Linked DNA regions of Homo sapiens: region 2 is linked to region 1. A link is a loop called in an ENCODE intact Hi-C map of the cell type or tissue named here. Cell type or tissue: breast epithelium. All regions are shown on one strand. Links, peaks and the distances in the headings refer to the core of each region. The heading gives the core; the rest is flanking DNA.

Region 1 (8,613 bases), core at 2,183-7,182:
CAAACCTACAAACATAGCATATTAAAGGGATCTACTCTCTTTTCCACCAACATCACATCATTCGCACAGGCTGTCACTGGGTTCTCCAGAAGGGGTGTGTGAATGTTAAGTGAACATCCAGACTGTTTTTGGGATGAGCCGCACTGAGGTTCTTCTCTGCGTCTGGGTGTCCACAGAGTCCACAAGTGTTTAGAAGAGGAGAGGATGAGCACTTAAAGGAGCGCCTGCAGCAGGCACCATCCCATGTGCAGCCTCAATCATTTCTCATAACTGTCTTATGCAAATGATAGTATTATTGCTATCTTATAAATGAAAGACTGAGATGAGAAAAAAAATAATACATCCCATGGTCGCAGAACTTAAAAGTATTGAGCAGGGATTTCAATGCAATTTTGTTAGATCTAAGGCCCATTCTCTTTATACCATACCACTCTTACATTCTCTAAAGCTAAAAAATCTCAATTAAAAAATGAATTCCAAAGAAAAGAGATGCAAAATTTCCTTTGACCAAGCAATTGTGAGAAAAATAAGTTATATATTTCCATGTAAAGTATAGTGTAGGTGGAAGTATACTTTAATATGCAGAGAGTTTTTCCTTAATAGGTAATTTAGAGAAACAACAAAACATTTAAATTTAAAAAAACACCAAAATTCTGATCAAATTATTTAATTTTAAAACAGATTCTTAGCTTTATAGCATACTCAGGTTTTCTTTAAATAACCAAATCTGTTAGTGTGTTGAAAACATTATTGTTGGCACAACTTTAATTAGTGAAGTTTTAATGAACACCCTTTACATATGCATCCTTGTGCATAAAATCACTTTATTAACTTGAAGAGTGCAAACTAATAGGCAGTTTTAAATGCCATTTATGATCAATTGTAAAAACAGATAAGAAAATGAAAATTCAGAGAGTTTAGGGAGGTTTTTCAGTCACACAGTTAATAAGTACTGGGCTTGGATTAGAAGCCAAATTAATCCAATACCAGAGCCCTTTAGCTTTACCATAGTGCACTTCCCAAACACAACAGCATCATCATTATTTTTATAATATTCTCAATGATAGAACAAGAATATCACCATCTTAACGAGACTGCACCATCTTAAAGTATCAAGTTTCCATTTCTCAGAACTGTCTGTTGACACTTGGCCAAACTGCAAATGTCAACGCTGACCATAGCTTCAACAGAACATAAGGGCCCTAACTGTAACAGAACAGCCAGCACTTTCCCAACCCCTCCCTAACAGAATCTTGCTTCAAAGCACACTTCTCCACCTGGCCCTTTAAAAAAGCCTCAGGCTGTAAGAAAAGTTTGCTCCTGACCCTGCCAGCCAGAAGCCCTTCTCAGATTTACTGTCAATAAACCTGTCTCAACTATAGATCTGCCTTCTTGCCTCTTCTTTCCTTAATCTTTCTATTCCAACACGCAACATACATATTTCCACTGCCCCATTTTAGTAATGGTGCCAGCAATAAACCCTCTGTCTTCATACTCTGGCTGAAGCCAATCTCCTCAAAACAAGAGCGGTAGAAAAGAGTTTCTACCGCTCTTCACCAAGGCCCATCTTTCCTTTACATCCTGCCTCCTCCACAGAACCTTCCTTGAATACATTAAACTACAAGAAACTCTTGTCTCTGGACTGCCTTGGTTTTATTTTACCCAAAATTTAATTTGTCATTCAAATTATTGCTTATATTAGTCATTATTCTATTTTTTTCCATTTTGAATTCTTAACGTGGATTGTATATTTAAATGTGTGCAGGACTGGTCACTGTATGAAATGTTCTACATCTTCTACAAGGAAGCATATAACACGGGGGTGCCGAGAGGGATTGTATTTACTCAGGTGCTCAAAAAACAAATGTTGAATGAATATTATCTAATTATTGGTGAATATTCTGGGTTATGAAATCATCAAGGGCACAACAGTCAATGCATACAGCATTAATTTAGTCACTGGTTCATAACAATAATTGAATTCCAGTGATGTGCCAGCCATTAAGCATAGATGCTGCTATGTATAAGTCATAAGAGGATTGGAGAATTCCAGGCAGTTATACAAGCTAGGCAAAACCCAATGCAGGCCTTAACTAAGGCAGTGTGCGGGAGGGTGGAGAAGAAAGCATAAACATGAAGAATTTCCTAGGCCTAATAACTGATCAGATAGTCAGAGTACAGGGCAGAAAACAGCTTAGGAAAACCCCCAAGTTTGTAGTCTGGGTCTCCAGACTAAACTAAAGTGATGATGAAGTACACGTAAAAAGCAGGGCTAATGGGATTGACCATTAGTTTAATTTAGGAAATACTGAGGATAGGACCCAAGGAATATCCAAATAGACCTAGATAGTCTTGATAATTGTAGAGCTGAACTTCTTTGGAGTGGCAAGCCTGAAATAAAGGTTTGAAGTCATCAATATATAGTTAGCAGTTAAAACTCTACAGGTGGATGAGATTGCACAGAACGAGTATGAAGGACCAAAGAAAAGTGAGTCTGGTAAGGGACTCAAGAGAACACGAATACTTAAGGAACAGGTAAAGAAAGAATTGTCAGAGAAAGAAACTAAGTAGGAACTTTAAAAACAAATAGTGGCAGAAGCAGGAAAAAGATGTCTTCCTCGACATTCATCTTTCTTATTCCACTCAATGGATGTTTAAAATTGTTTGCATTCTTCTCAACAGGGACACTACATTTGTACACCTCTAGGGGGTGCCATTTACATAGGATGCAATGTAAATGGCCCGTTCAGGGAACTGGCAGCTCTATGACCGTATGTTTTCCCCAACCCCTTTACCATTCGACTTCATGCTCATGAACAAGCATTTGTCTTAATTTACAGACATTAAGAACAAGCTTTCCACTCCCACTTCCCTCCCACTATCACCTCAACCTCTTCATCCACTTTAAAGAGGTTTCTTTAGGTCCTCTGCATATCATGGAAGCCAACTACTCTATTAACGCTTTCCCAATGATGCAGCCCAGTTCTGCATACAGTTTGTACAGAAATGCTATATTTATGGAAACAGCTGAAAAATGAAATATCGATATACCCCTAACAGTCATTTCTACAAAGGTGCTTTGTCAGTTCATTTGGGGCTTGCCATGATTGTGGTGTATTTCTTCTACTGTAATGATAAAATGTTCAAAAGGATCATCAGATAGAGAACTCTGTACGTGCTCTATATGAAAAGATGTTCCCTTAAAGATGCTGTTCTTAATGTGCAGTGTGAAATGCTTGCAGCTTTTATGATGTCTTAGATGGGAAACATGTTTTACTGCATACCAGAGTAGCAGACGTCAACTCACTCTTCAAATTGAGAACAGCTTTTCATTTTGTTCTGTTCAACAATTTCTGGGTCCTAATTCAACCCTTCCCTCCCTCCATCCTACCTCCCACTACCATGAATTTGTACTAGCAAAACAATGTCACAAGCTGCTGCTTCTAACAGCAAGGACAATATGTGCGAGGTGACAGGAGGAAGATTTTGGAGACAGGAATCTACCATGCTCTCTCTCCTTTTATATACTAAGAATAAAAAAGGGGAACTGGAAGGTGAAATATTTATTACCTCAACATTGCTGATTGAACGCAATCCACAGGAAACCCAGATGTCCAGAGAAGTAGATCAGAGAGGGAATATCATGGGCCTGTAGAGCCAAATTTTGATTTCTAGCCTCCTGTGTAAGTAAAAAAAAAAAAAAAAAATGACCATCTGTGAGGTTATTAAAACCCGATATGGGAGCATCTCTCACAATCCTCTTCCAAGTGCTACTTCCTTATTTTCTGATGACTAGTAAAACAAGTTTATTCCTTATAAACTTTACATATCACTGAAAGTTTCAATTTGATTTATATAAAATTTTGACATATTAGAATAAATTGGTGACTTTGTACTTCTTAGAGAAAAAAATTCAGATCTCATTTCATTTTGTAATTGAACACAAACTTTGAACCAAATACTATTAATATATCTTAAACACAAAGTTGATGGAGACTAAACATGGTATAACACAGACATTCTCTTTATAAATGTTCTCTGCTGGTGAAAGAGACTTTTGGTTTTGTTTTCAAAGAGAAGAGAGCCCACACTCTAAATGTAATCCTCAAAATTAGGAGGCCTGAGTTCTAATCCCAATCCCAAATCTGGATGAGTCTGTAACTTTCTGTACCCCATGCAATTCCACAAATGCAAAATAGGAAAGATATATTAAGTTTGCTCCAAAGAGCCATTACAAGCAGAGGTGAAGTAATTGGTGTGAATGTACATTGGTTTCCTCAAAGAATGGTGAAGAAATGCAAGACAATGAAAATTTTTTTTTGCAACAATGGATAATTATTTTCCTTCAGCTTTTTTAGATAGCCAAGTTTAAAGTCAGTGATGCCCATTTAAGAAGCAAAATCACAGAAACATTCAGGAAAATTTGGAATCAATTTATTTAAAGACATGTTCTCTGCAGCTGTTGTTCATTAGGATACTTTTATTGACGTGTCCAGAAATCTTTCCTAGTAGTTTAGGCATGTGGGGGCTTTGAGCCCTATGAAGTATAGCAAATTGCAGATGAATTGGTCCAGAAGTGTAGGTTTGCTTTAAAAAAAATGCTTTGTAAAATAGAATATTCTCAAGGGAGCGATTGGTTTGGGGGAGGGAAGTATGTACTGACACTTAAAAGATCCTTGACCTTCTGGAATGCACATCTAAACTTCTGCAACAGTAGCCCAAAAGGACTGAAACTCAGTGTCCAAAACCACTTTTAACAAAGCCAGGTTTCTCCAAGGATCCCAAACCAAACGATCCAGGGATAATTAGTTTATAATAAGGCAATATTTTTTTAAGAGACCTGTATTTTTTTTTTTTGAGCAGGCTTTGTTTTGGTGTAACACAAATTTTTCAGGTCTCAAGAAGTACAGGAGTTTGCCAGGTGAACTTGGAAAAAGGTGGAGAAGGGAAAAGAGGAATTTATTAGATGGACTAGCATATTCAAAGACATGGAGGCTCTGAATACAGAGCTATTTTGGAAGAACTATAATCATTAATTAATTTATTTATTTGTTCACTTATTCTTTATTCTTCACGCATATACTGAGCTCCTACTACATGCTGGGTACCACACCAGGTAACTGATACAATACATAACTGGCATCAAGCAATTGTGAATACAGTGGAAGAGATGGACATACAAATAATTTGAATATAGTGGGTTAAGATTTAGATGGAGAAAAGAATTAGTCCTTTTCTCAGTGGTGGAGAAAAGAGAAAGGAGAGGGGGAAAGGGGTGGTATCAGCAAGAAAAGACTTCCCAGGAAAATGTGGCACCTGAACTGTGTCCTGAAGAACAAAGAAAATGTAGCTATGTGGAAATTGGAAGGAAAGAGTCTTCCAGGTAGAGGATCAATATAAGGAAATGACCCAAAGCTAGAGAAAATTGGTGGGATGCAAAAATTACAAGTAGTCCTGGTTGGAGGTTTTAGTATGTGGGAAGGGGTGATGGTGGGGGCAATAGATGAGAGAAAAGGTGTGAAGATAAAGTAAATAGAAGAGACAGATGGGAAGGGGTGAAATCCCATACAGGGCCTTGAATGTCATAATCAGTTAAAGAATTTGGGTTTGAAATTGTATTGGAAGGCCTTTGGCAGGGGAGTATGTTGATTGAATTAGCTTTCAGGAAAGTCTCTCCCTAAAGGGTGGGGTAAGAACATCAGTGGGGAAGACCAGGGAAGGTTAGTGCTGAGCCTCTACATATGGGCTACAAAGTTAGAAGAAAGTTAGTGAGGCCCAAGCATCCATAGGACTTAGAGCTTTGCAGTATTTTCCTCTGGCCACTCCCACTGACTCTCCCTGAAGGCTCTGTCCACCATTCCTGGAGCTCATTATGATTATAGCACACGTCTGCCTGTTCATTTAAGTTGAACTATTTGAAAGGAGCAACTGTGTTGTAGTGGCTGCTTTGTTTCTGGGGCTTAGAGTCTTCAAGAGTAATTAGCGATAGGAGAAGTGGAAGTCACGGGAGGAATAGAGGTAGGCTGTGCACATAATAGGTGTTTGGAAATGCCTGCTGAAGTGAACTGATAACTCTCACGGGCATTCTCACTTGATAATGAGGCTTCAGAAAAGCAGGGACCTTGAAAAGAGACAAGATCTGGCTGTTATCTGATCCTGCTGAAGTGAAGGTAACATCTTCCTTTTTGGATTGTGACTGGATAATTAGATGTAATATATGAAAACGACAAGGCAGGTTTTTAGAACCTGAATACATTGTTGATTTTATTTGTAAATAAACAATGAGAAGAGATGATCAATCCCTTTCATCTCCCAGTTTCTGAAATAGGCTCTCCTCGACTCTCTACCTCTAGTAGCCCTGCTCTCCCATCTACTTCTCCACAGCTAATGACTTGTTTCCTGATTTACTAAAATATGAAAGTTATTACAGCAGAACTCATTTATCTTCCCACAACCCAAACCACCCAACCTCCTATATCAGTGCCCATACTCCCTGTCTTCATCCCGTCACCTGGGATGAAGTGTGCTTGTCTCTGTCTGAGGGCAACACCCTGACTTGTGCACTGGATCTCATCTCCATTGACTACTTGACAGTCCTGTAATTAATCTTTTTCCTGCACCATCAACTTTTCTTTCTCTACAGCATCATTTCCATCATCCTAGAATCACACTATAATATCTCCATCTTCAAAAACAAACAAAAAAAACTGTCTTTTGTCTTCAAATCCCCATGGGGCTAACACCTCATATCTGCTGTCATTCTTGAACGATTTTCTTAACTTCTTTCTCCTCATTCCTTCTCACCTCACTTTCTGTCCTTCATCTCTTCTAACTGGGATCCTGTCTTGCCATACCACTGAAGCTGCGGTTTTCAATCATCAATGCCCTCTGAGCTGTCAAATCCAACAGCTTCTTTAGTTTTTGCCTTGACCTCTCAGAAGCATTCAGAATAAATAAATTTTTGAAACTCTTTTTTCTGTTCTTACTTTCGTAAAGCCACTCTTTGCTGATTTTGCCCCCACCCCATACCTTGCTCCTTGTCAGTGACCTTTGCTGAATTATTCTCCTCCACCAAATCTTTAAATGAAAGAATACCCAATGCTAACTGACTGGTTCTCTTCTCTATTTGAGTTTTGGTGATTATATAGAGCCTATAGTCGCATATAAATTCTAGGTAATCTCATCCAGTCAACAGTTTGCAAAACTATCCCTTTGCTGATGGCTTCTACACTTATCTCTCCAGCAATGAAATCTCTCAATTGCCTACTTGACTTTTGTACTTAGAGGTGTAATGGGTATCTCAAAATTTGCAAGTTAAAAAAGAAAGAACTCTTTATTCATTCTCTTAAACCCAGTCCTTATTATCTCAGTAAATGACTCCTCCATATCTAATTGGTATCCTTGACCATTCTTTTACTCATCTGTGCAAACATTCCATGAGCAGGTTCCATATTTGTTCATTACTTTCTCCATCCAAAGATGCCATTCTAATTCATGTCCCTCCATCTCTCTCCTGGACCACTGTAATAACCTCTTAAATAGCATCCCCATCTACTTCCACTTCCTCATAATCCATACTCCATACAATTCCAAGAGTGATATTTTCAAAACTTAAATAAGCGATGTCTGTCCCAACCGTAAAGTTCTTTAGAGACATTTGATAGCACTTAGGATCAATCTCGTACCCTGGTGTAAATATCCTACTTCATCTGGCCCTGGACCAACTTCTTTCCTCCTTTAGGACTACTTGTAACCTTACCTCATACTCTAAGTCTCTTTCATTTCATGAAACACACAAAGCTCAGTGTTCCTCGTGGTTTTTCTGCATGCCTGGACCTTGACAGGGCTACCTCTTAGCCAAATGTCACTCAAAGACAGCCCATTGTGTTGATCACACCATCCTCTAACAGCTCTCTACATGGCAGCCTCATGTTATTTGCCCGTATTTACATTTATCTGACCACCCAACTCTCACCTAGGTTTTTTGTCCATCTTTTTACAACTATGTATCTTCAACACATAGAACAGTTCTGAGCACATAGTGGGGACTCAGAAATAAGTATTGAATGAGCCAACTGACCTTCTTTTTGGGCTAGAATGGACCTCTGAGATCAACTCAGCCCCGTAACCTCATTTTACAGATGAGGAAACTGAGGCCTAAAGAGGAATAGTTGTTTACTCAGAATCATTTGTTGGCAGTATGAAGGCTCTTTCCAGTTGATGCCATTAGAATCCTCTTTATTTGAAATAATACCAGAGCCCTGCATGTAAAACAACAATACACACAAACCCTATTCCATTTTCTGTGAAAGTGCCTCATGGGACAGGTCAGGTCTACATCCTGGTCTCAGCAATGAACTCTGATGGGAGGCATGTCTCCTAATAGGTAATCTCTAAAATTCCAAAAAGGCCTAAACAATAAAAAGCTAGGCTTCTGGAAGCCCTGGGCAACCATAGGTCTCAAAATGGGTAGATTCCACATTTATGTCAAGAGAGGACAAATGCTGAACTTTGTCAGAGTGATCGAAAACACATGTGTTGTCTTGCTTCATGTCCCAGGGAAGTTGGCTAAGACTTAGCTTTTAGTTTCCATTTCTTCCACCTTAAAAGACC
Region 2 (8,613 bases), core at 2,316-7,315, 75 kb before region 1:
ATGCAAACTCATTTGTTTGGTTATTTGGCAATTCATTTATTCATTTCCTCATTTAACAAGTACTTACTGAACATGGCCACATGCCACCTTGGGAACACTTTGATGAGCAAGGTAGATGTGCTCCCTGCCTCCTGGTGCTTACCGTGCACCAGCAGCATTAAGCCCCAGGACTCTCCTGTGGATCTGAGGGCAATGAGGATCTTCTTGTTTCCTGTCTCCATTTTCATAATTTCTAGCCCTATTCTGATCTCCAAACCAGTGCTGGGCTCTAAGTTTGGCAAAGAGGGTCATCTGTCTTTGGAAGGTGTGGATAAGGGCAGAAAATCAGTGGCAGACTTATAAATGTATGAGACATCCTGTCCTCTTCTTCTCCTCAAGGTGACAATCTATCTAATCACCAGGACCCAAGGAAAGCCAGTACAGTTAGTGCTAGAAAAGGAATCCCTTCTTTCAGTGCTGGAATTGACAATATCATTGACCATGTGGTAAGGTAAGCTCCTCCCATCACCTAAAATATCAACTCAGTCTTTCTGGTGCTCTAACCCCTATCTGTTCTTAAGAGCCCAGTTATGTTTCTCACTCCACCAGGCCCCCTTTCCTGACACCCAGCTTTCTCCCAGCTCTCTCCTCTTATGAACTTCTATAGCCTTTGCCTGTGGTCCCCATAGAGATATGCTGCTTGTTTCTTTAGTCAGATTGCCAGATGCTTGTCTAAGGGGTCTTATCCCTTGTTCATATTGGAGAAAAAAAGCATGCAAAAAATTCTCTTTGACTTAAGTGTAAAGCCACTAGACTGTGGCTTCTTTGGAGGAGGCAGACTAACACAGTGCTTAAAAGAGTGATCTCTTGAGTTAGACTGCCTGGGTTCAAATCTTGCAACTATATGACTTTTAGTAAGCCAGTTAACCTTACTGTGCCTCAGTTTTCTCATCTGTGAAAGGGAAATGACAATAGTACTGACTCCTAGCATATTTGCAATAATTAAATTATTCAACCTAAGATAGAACAGTGCCTGAAACTTCAGTGAGCGTCAATAAAGTTATCATTACAGTCTCGTGCTTAAGGATAAGACATCGCTCAACAACACCCCGTAGAATTCTAAACAAATAGATGTAAATGGGAATTTAGAAGTAATATGATACAATCTCCTATCTGATCCTTAGAATTGATTGGTAAAAGAATAAGGAAATAAACCTAAGCCTTTAAAAATAATCTTAAAGGCCTTTGTGGATCTTTAAATACCAGCATATTAAAAGGAGCACAATAATTGGACTCGCGAGAATACTCACTCTTGAAACCTTTGGTCACCATATAAGCAGTTAGACCTTCCAGAGGCCGCCATTCTCTGAGAAGGCCCAAATTAGTCCTGGTGGAGAGACCATATGTAAAGGCCCTGAAACTATGTGAAGAGAGAGAGGGACAGAGGCCTAGCAAACCTCAACTGACATTCCTACAGACCCTTCTTTTCTAGATCCTGACCGCAACTGCAGGAGAGACCCTATGCCAGAACTGTCTAGTCCCTCTTTTCTCAAATTCCTCAGAACTGTGAGATATGACTCAGAAATTGTGAGATATAACAAAATGAGTGCTATTATTTTACATCACTAGGTTTTGTGATGATTTGTTAAACATCAATAGATAACCAGAACAGATTTTTATTTCTCAATTGAAATATTTCTTTCTTTTATTTCTCCCTCCAGGAGAGAATTCAGGAGAAGTTTCAGTCTGGTTAAAATGGCCACCTCTTCCCAGGTCCTTTGTACATTAGTGGGAGGGAAAAATGTCATTTTATCTTGTAAGAAATCAAATAGTGGACTTTCCCTCTACCGGAAAAACAAGGAGAATACATATACAAAATTATGCTTGCTTTAAATCGAATGCCATTGTGTCATAGTGGAGCATGGGAGAAAAAGTTGTGCTGTGTGACCCTGTGAAACACAAGGCTTGTATGCCCAACCTGGGGAGCAGTGACTCTTCTCGTTCTCAGCCAGGCAGTGGATTGAGCTTGATGCTCGTGGTGCCCGCTCTTCCACAAGCTTGGGCAAGGATCCCAATGAAGGCTCTGATGGTGATTGCGTGCTGCATTCCTCCTTGGACCCCTTTCCAGTATGATGAGCTCTAAGGAAGCAGCACATAAAGCAGCACAGGAAATGCAAGACATCTGTACTGGAGCCTGGGAACACTTTCCCCAGTCCCCTTGCTGGTGTGGTCCTGGCATGGAGCTGGGCCTCTGGAGAAATGAATTAAAGAAACAAGTCCAGTGGAGAACATGGGATTCCACTTCCATTCATCTTCCTTATTTTGCAAACACCGCATTCTGCAAATCCCATGCCAGTAAAGCTCTTGGATCAGCCCTCAAATTCTTCTGGATCCTTTAGGGAGGAGATGTCAGGGCTGGCCAAGAATCTAAGTGAAAACTGATGACAGAAGCTGACATTAATCAGCTACACAGTATGTTCTTCCCAGCAGGTTTCTTCCAATAAATCAAAGGCCAGCAAATCCGAGGGGTGTTTAGCCATGAGAGAGCAACTGTTTGCTGTTCGCTTTCCTTGCTAAAGATGATGAATCTAATGTTTAATTGAATCCAACACCGGTGGCCGTGGGAGTATTTGCCGTAGGTGTTGGGTGCACATACCATGTACAGTCACATTTCCTCACAGGCCAGGGGCTTTATCCAAGCGTCCCCCTGCTACTCGTGGTTCACCGTCTATATTGATGTTTTGTGGCCAAACAGAGTCACCACCCTATCTATGATCTGAAACAGACTCACTCTTTCAAATTGGAGTACTCAGGCTGTTTTGGTGACCAAACAATTTATTTTCCTTCCTGTAAGATCTAATTAAGATACTTAAAGATATTAATGTAATAATGTTTGTTTAAAATCCAACTCTTTCAACGTTAATATGTGTGGCAGCAGGAGTGCTGGATTCAAAGGACACGATAGCCTTGGGTCTGAGGCTTTGCCCTACCCATCCTACCCATGCTACCTGAACTACCTCATTTTGCCTCTCTGAGCCTCTTTTTTTAATCTCTAAACTAAGGATTGAAATCTATGCCATTGATTTGTGATAAAGATTAATGAAGAAAATGGCTTGTGGAGGCTGTTCTTATACTGAGAAATCACTATGAACATAAAGAATACAATTATTATGATTTGTATCATTAATAATACAGTATTTTCTAAGGAGCATGAAAAATGGTAGTGGTTCATATAGCAGGAAGTTCTGGAGGAGAAGCATGAGAAAAGCAAACCCTAGGGTCTCAATAAATCCAATACAAAACTCTCTTCTACGACAATATCTTGATGGAGATAAGATATTTACCTCCAAGGCAAGGCCCGTAACATATCTGTACTGGGCCCATAAATGGGACAATTATGAACAAAATAACTATTCCAGGATCAATTACTTGGATAATTAAGACAACAGTGTTACTTGTGTGTGAATGATAGTTTAATTACAAAGTTACTTTGCATAATTTTGGAAGGTAGACCTAGCTATGCTGTTATCATTCCGACTTTTTTAGTTTCCACCCCAAAAAGGTCTTGGTCTCAGTAAGAAAAGGAATGTGAAGTCTGGCATTTTTTTTAATCACAGGAAGAATACCTTTAATACAGTTTTTTTAAGGTCAGGGGTACATGTGCAGGCTGTGCAGGTTTGTTACGTAGGTAAACGTGTGCCATGGTGGTTTGCTGCACAGATCATCCCATCACCTAGGTATTAAGCCCAGCATCCATCAGCCATTCTTCCTGATGCTCTCCCTCCCCTAACATCCCCAGCTGAAAAGCCTCAGTGTATGTTGTTACCCCACCATGTGTACATGTGTTCTCATCATTCAACTCCCACTTACAAGTGAGAAAATGTAGTGTTTGGTTTTTCTGTTCCTGCATTAGTTTGTGAAGGATAATGGCTTTCAGCTCCATCCATGCCTGCAAAGGACACGATCTCATTCTTTTTATGGCTTCATAGTATTCCATGGCACATATGTACCACATTTAATGATTATCAAAATAATTAATACAGTATAAATTACTTATATTTATATTTTTAAACATTATTACATTTATTATGACATTACAGTGTTACAATTGTCCTAAAATAAGAAGGACAATTATCATACCCATCTACAGATTGAGAAACTGAAGTTCAGATAGAAAGCAATTTGCCTGAGGTCTCACAGATACCTGTGGCACCAGATCAGAATTTTCTGGAACAGAATTTTCTGACTCTTCATCAGATCTATATATGCCTTATGCTTTTAGTGATCATCTTATTTGAAAATGTAAAAACTTAGAATATCTAAATTGCTTAAGACAATTTTGTGACAGACATCAGTACTGTCAAGAATATCAGCCTAGACATCTCATAAAAATGTATCAAAGTACCCAGTATATAGGTCAGTACACCTACATCCAGATATTTATTAAAAATGATATGCATAAATACTTCTTCTCTTCACTTTCTCCTACAAGAATCAGTGTGACACAATGTTTACACACAAAATTTTAGAGTTGAACCGATTCAGGTCACTTACTAGTTCTGTTACTTTAAGGCCTTGATCTCTTCACATATAAAATAGAGCTAATATCGACCTAATCGGGCTATTGTGAGGATGAAATAAGCTAATCTAGCCTTGTCTCTGCCTGGTAATTTGGGTCTCAGCTCCAAGTTTACCCTATCAAGGGAGGCTTTTCCAAACTTCAGAAGCTGAATCTCCTCTCCCTCATTGTCCATTACTCTTGATGCCACCATGCTATTTTCTTTTTTGAAGTTTTTCCTGTCTAAATCTATGTGATTTGTTATTGAGTTTATTATTCATCTTTTTTCTCAAAACTGCAGGTCTTAAGTGAGGAAAAACTTGACTCTAAAGGACACTAGAATATAGTTAGGTACCAATTTGGGGGCACAATCCACATTGCATTGAATGTTTATAGCACCCCTGATATTGTGCAATGCTCAGTCTTTCCAGCCATATAAGTGGCAGCCCTGCTGTTTCACAATGGATGCTTAATTGGTCTTTATGTGCACAAAGTGCACAATAACATTAAACATATATTGCAGGCCAGGTTTTGTGATAAGGGCAAGGAATATAGAGAAGAATAAAACACAGCCTCCACTCTCCATAGGTTCATAGTCGGGCACTGAAATGTTTTATTATTCTATGGTTTTGAGATTCAAATGCAGCAGCAAGATAGCTAGCTTTATATAACTTTCTAAATATAGAACCTATTTGATACAAAACACCTTACTATTTTGTATCATTTGTATCATGATGATAATTACCATCATGATCAAACCAACATATGATTTCCCGACTCTGCTTCCTGCAAAGTTCTGTGTCAGTTGCCGTGGGCGCACAGAAATGACTAAAGCATAGTCCTAAATTTACTATATTCTACATGTGGTTAATATTTTAAGTTTTCACATTCATAGAGGATGAAAAAAATCCATGGCTTCATGATACCTAAAAGCTATAAGATAATGTGTTGGCTTATGCCTGGAGTACATATAAACCCAATGATCCAAGCAGTGGCATTTATTCCATTCCTTAACTAATGACCAAGTATAGAAAGGTCACTGTTTGCTTACAGTAGGTCCAGCGTAAGTATTTAGAATCTTATGTTGAAGTTCTGCAATCCAAACCTTCTTTTGATGAAGGCAGGTTGGTATTAGCAGAGGGGAGTGCATTTTTTCCTCGCACCCAGGTGGACACTTGCTCACGTTGCAAAATCAGTATCCTGCCACTTACCAATAATTATCTATCCTCCTCAGAGAGGCCAGATCCTCAAAAGCCATGGAAGCCAAGTTCAGTGGAATTGCCACCATGGCCAGCAACAAAGGCTGCTGTCAGTGTATGCGATAATCCACAGTAGTGGTGCTATAGCTGCTCACACTGCACAATTTATATAAAAGAACAAAGGACACAACCAAACTAGACTGTGCTTGTCATAAATTCCAATGACACATTCAAGGGCATTGAGAAATTGAGGGACAGCAATATCTTGAGAAATATTTTAATGCCTTGCTCAAAATTCTAACTCTCTTTCCCTGTTCTCTGATGCCTCCTTCCCAAGCCTTCCACAACTCTGAAACATGCCTGTCAGAGCTTCATTTTTCCTTAGTCCTCCCTCACATTAGTTCAGTCAATGTGGTACATTTTCAATTAATGTTTCACAGGTTTATACAAGGGACTTCAGAGACCACAATGTCTAGCCACTCAACTTACAAATGACCATCTAAGAGAAGAGTTGGCTCCAAGAAATGACACAGTCTTCTAGAAGACAGGCTTGCTTTTACAGGAATGTGAGAAACCTCTACTTTCTGAGAAGATAAATGAAGGAGGAGGAAGAGGATCTTGAATAAAAATCTGGAGCTTGTACAGATGTCCAAAAAACAGCAACTCACAGAATTACTTATGAGTCATGTAAATTCATATAGTAGTGAGTGAGTACGCCAAGTGAATGAACAGGTCCACATGTACTCCTGGGCTAAAGGCAGAGTATTAAAAAGATGAAACTTCCCTTCCCTTCCCTTCCCTTCCCTTCCCCCGCCTTCCCTCCTCTTACCTCCCCTTCTCTCCCCATGTCCCCTCCTCTCCTTTCTCCTCCTCTCCCTCTTCCCTTCCCCTCCCCTCCTCTTCTCCCCTTCTCTTCTTCTCTTCTTCTCTTCTCTTCCCTCTTCTCTTCTCCTCTCCTCTCCCCTCCCCTCTCCTCTCTTCTCTTTTCTCCTCTCTTCTCCTCTCCTTTCCTCTCTCTTTCTCTCTCTCTCTCTCTCTCCCCCACCATCATCACCACCACCGCCACCACCACCATCATCATCATCATACAAGCTATTAAAAGAGGAGTTAAGATACTGGTAGAGACAAATTGGAAATGTAATGATTTAAGCAGAGAAGACTAAGAGGGAATGTTCAAGAATGATGTCAGGATTAGGGAAATAGAAAGATAGAGGGTTGTCAGAGGGAATCAAAGTATTTCTCAAAACGAGGCCTGGTGAGCCAAAGAGAAATTAAATGAATATGCTGATGTTTAGTTTCCCAGCTTTACATAGGAAATTGAAGATGGTTTTGTGAAAGACAAGTGGGGAAAAGGTGAGCCTATAAACCATTATCCACTCAAAGTGTTGATTTAAAACACTTGCTTTTAAGCACACTAAGGATTCAATATGTATTTGTTAAAATTTGCAAAGTGATTTTTTCCCACAAATTGTTTGAACAAAATACCTTGAGGAATTGGAAACATGCCAAGCAGAAAAAAAAAAAGATATCCCACATAAAGGATACTTCTGGAATTTTACGGGCTATATGCCAGAAACTTCCCAACCAAAGAGGTCTTCTCTCCCCATCTCCCACCATTTTAGGCTGAGATGGCAGGGGACTGGGCCTTAGAGGCTGCAGAAAACAGAGGCCCTGGGGCTTGGCTTCAGAATATCTTATATGTATTTCCAGCACTAGGTTACCTTCGTATTGGTGGAAAAGTGAGGAAAGGAAAGTTGCAGACAAAGTTTCATCCTGACTTGAAATGTCCTTAAAAGGCAATGTTGATGAATTTTCCAAGTGTGTGGCCTATCTGAGTAACAGAGAAACATGTTTCTTTGTGGAGTACTTGGATATTCTTGAGATCTGGATCCAGGCTGGGAAAGATAAAGCACATGACTGAGGTTCATGCTTGGTTCACAGTGGATTTGTTCCCCTCCTGCTTCCTACCCTATTATCTGATGATATAGGATCCCCTGATGTCCTGTGGGGTCACAGAGTCTGCCATTTGGAAAAGGCTGCAAAATCCACTCTGTCCTAGGAGGCATAACTGTGTGAAGCACAGGGTGGAGTATGCAGGCATTTCCTCAATCCCTAAGGAGTGCAAATCAGGAGACCCCTCTTTGAGGCACCAAAGGAAAGGGAGAAAAAAGGATGGGAGAACTATCTAGGAAGAAATATGGGATGATCAAATTACTGTAGCTGGAAGAGTTATGAGGTTAGTAGTTCATTCCACCACCTCTTGTTTGTTTCCATACATGGAGGAGTGACTTTGATCCTTAGGGTAACTGCAGTGTGTATGGGAAAAGAGGAGGAGAAGTGGGGGTGAGCAGCTGCACCAGGTCTCTGGATCTCACTGGCCACTGCGGGCCAGCCTGGCTTACACAAGAGAACAGGAGAGGACAGTGTACCCAGTTCAGAGCATGCAGTGGTAGATCCTCAAAGAATGCCTGGAGGAAGGCTAGAAATGGAAAGGAATAGACAAATACAGAGAAGAATGGAGGGAGAAAAGGCAGAAGAGCAGAGACTAGTGTCTAAAGCGATGAGTGGAGAGAACAGTCTTCTGCATGCCTCACAGCTCTCTGCCTCTTCTCTTCTGTACCTATAAATAACGATAATACCTTAATTACCTTCTCCTTGTGATGCAGTTTCTAAGAGCTTTTAATGTACTTTCTCATGTTCCCCACAATGAGCAGGCTATAAAGGCAGCCTTTGCAATCTCATTTTATAAATTAGTATGTTGAGGCTCAGAAATGTTTAGGAGTCCCTGGAGTCACATAGCTAATAAGAGGAAAGACGGGTATTGCACCTCAGTTGTCACAATGAAAGGAGGGGAGGCAACAGTCATTTATCTAGAGA

What was found. A loop is a pair of places that touch in the nucleus more often than their neighbours do. Peaks named below come from ENCODE experiments on the same cell type or tissue, not always from the same donor. Only the 100,000 strongest peaks of a DNase experiment are listed, where the experiment ranks them.
Region 2: a loop joins it to region 1, with 8 times the contacts of the local background. A loop is called at or near these places in 1 of 110 quality-filtered maps.

The regions. Positions count from the first base shown.
Region 1 is chr2:18,398,997-18,407,609 of GRCh38, reverse strand. It overlaps LOC105373454 (a long non-coding RNA gene), which reads right to left. Exons shown (of 8, transcript XR_001739302.1): 4 at 3,571-3,679. Among named protein-coding and RNA genes, the nearest start is that of RDH14, 160 kb to the left of the region's middle. In breast epithelium, for the core only: no CTCF peak of the experiment used is centred there; no DNase peak of the experiment used is centred there.
Region 2 is chr2:18,473,885-18,482,497 of GRCh38, reverse strand. All of the region lies in intron 4 of LOC105373454 (a long non-coding RNA gene), which reads right to left. Among named protein-coding and RNA genes, the nearest start is that of RDH14, 82 kb to the left of the region's middle. In breast epithelium, for the core only: no CTCF peak of the experiment used is centred there; no DNase peak of the experiment used is centred there; H3K27ac peaks cover 1,414 bases.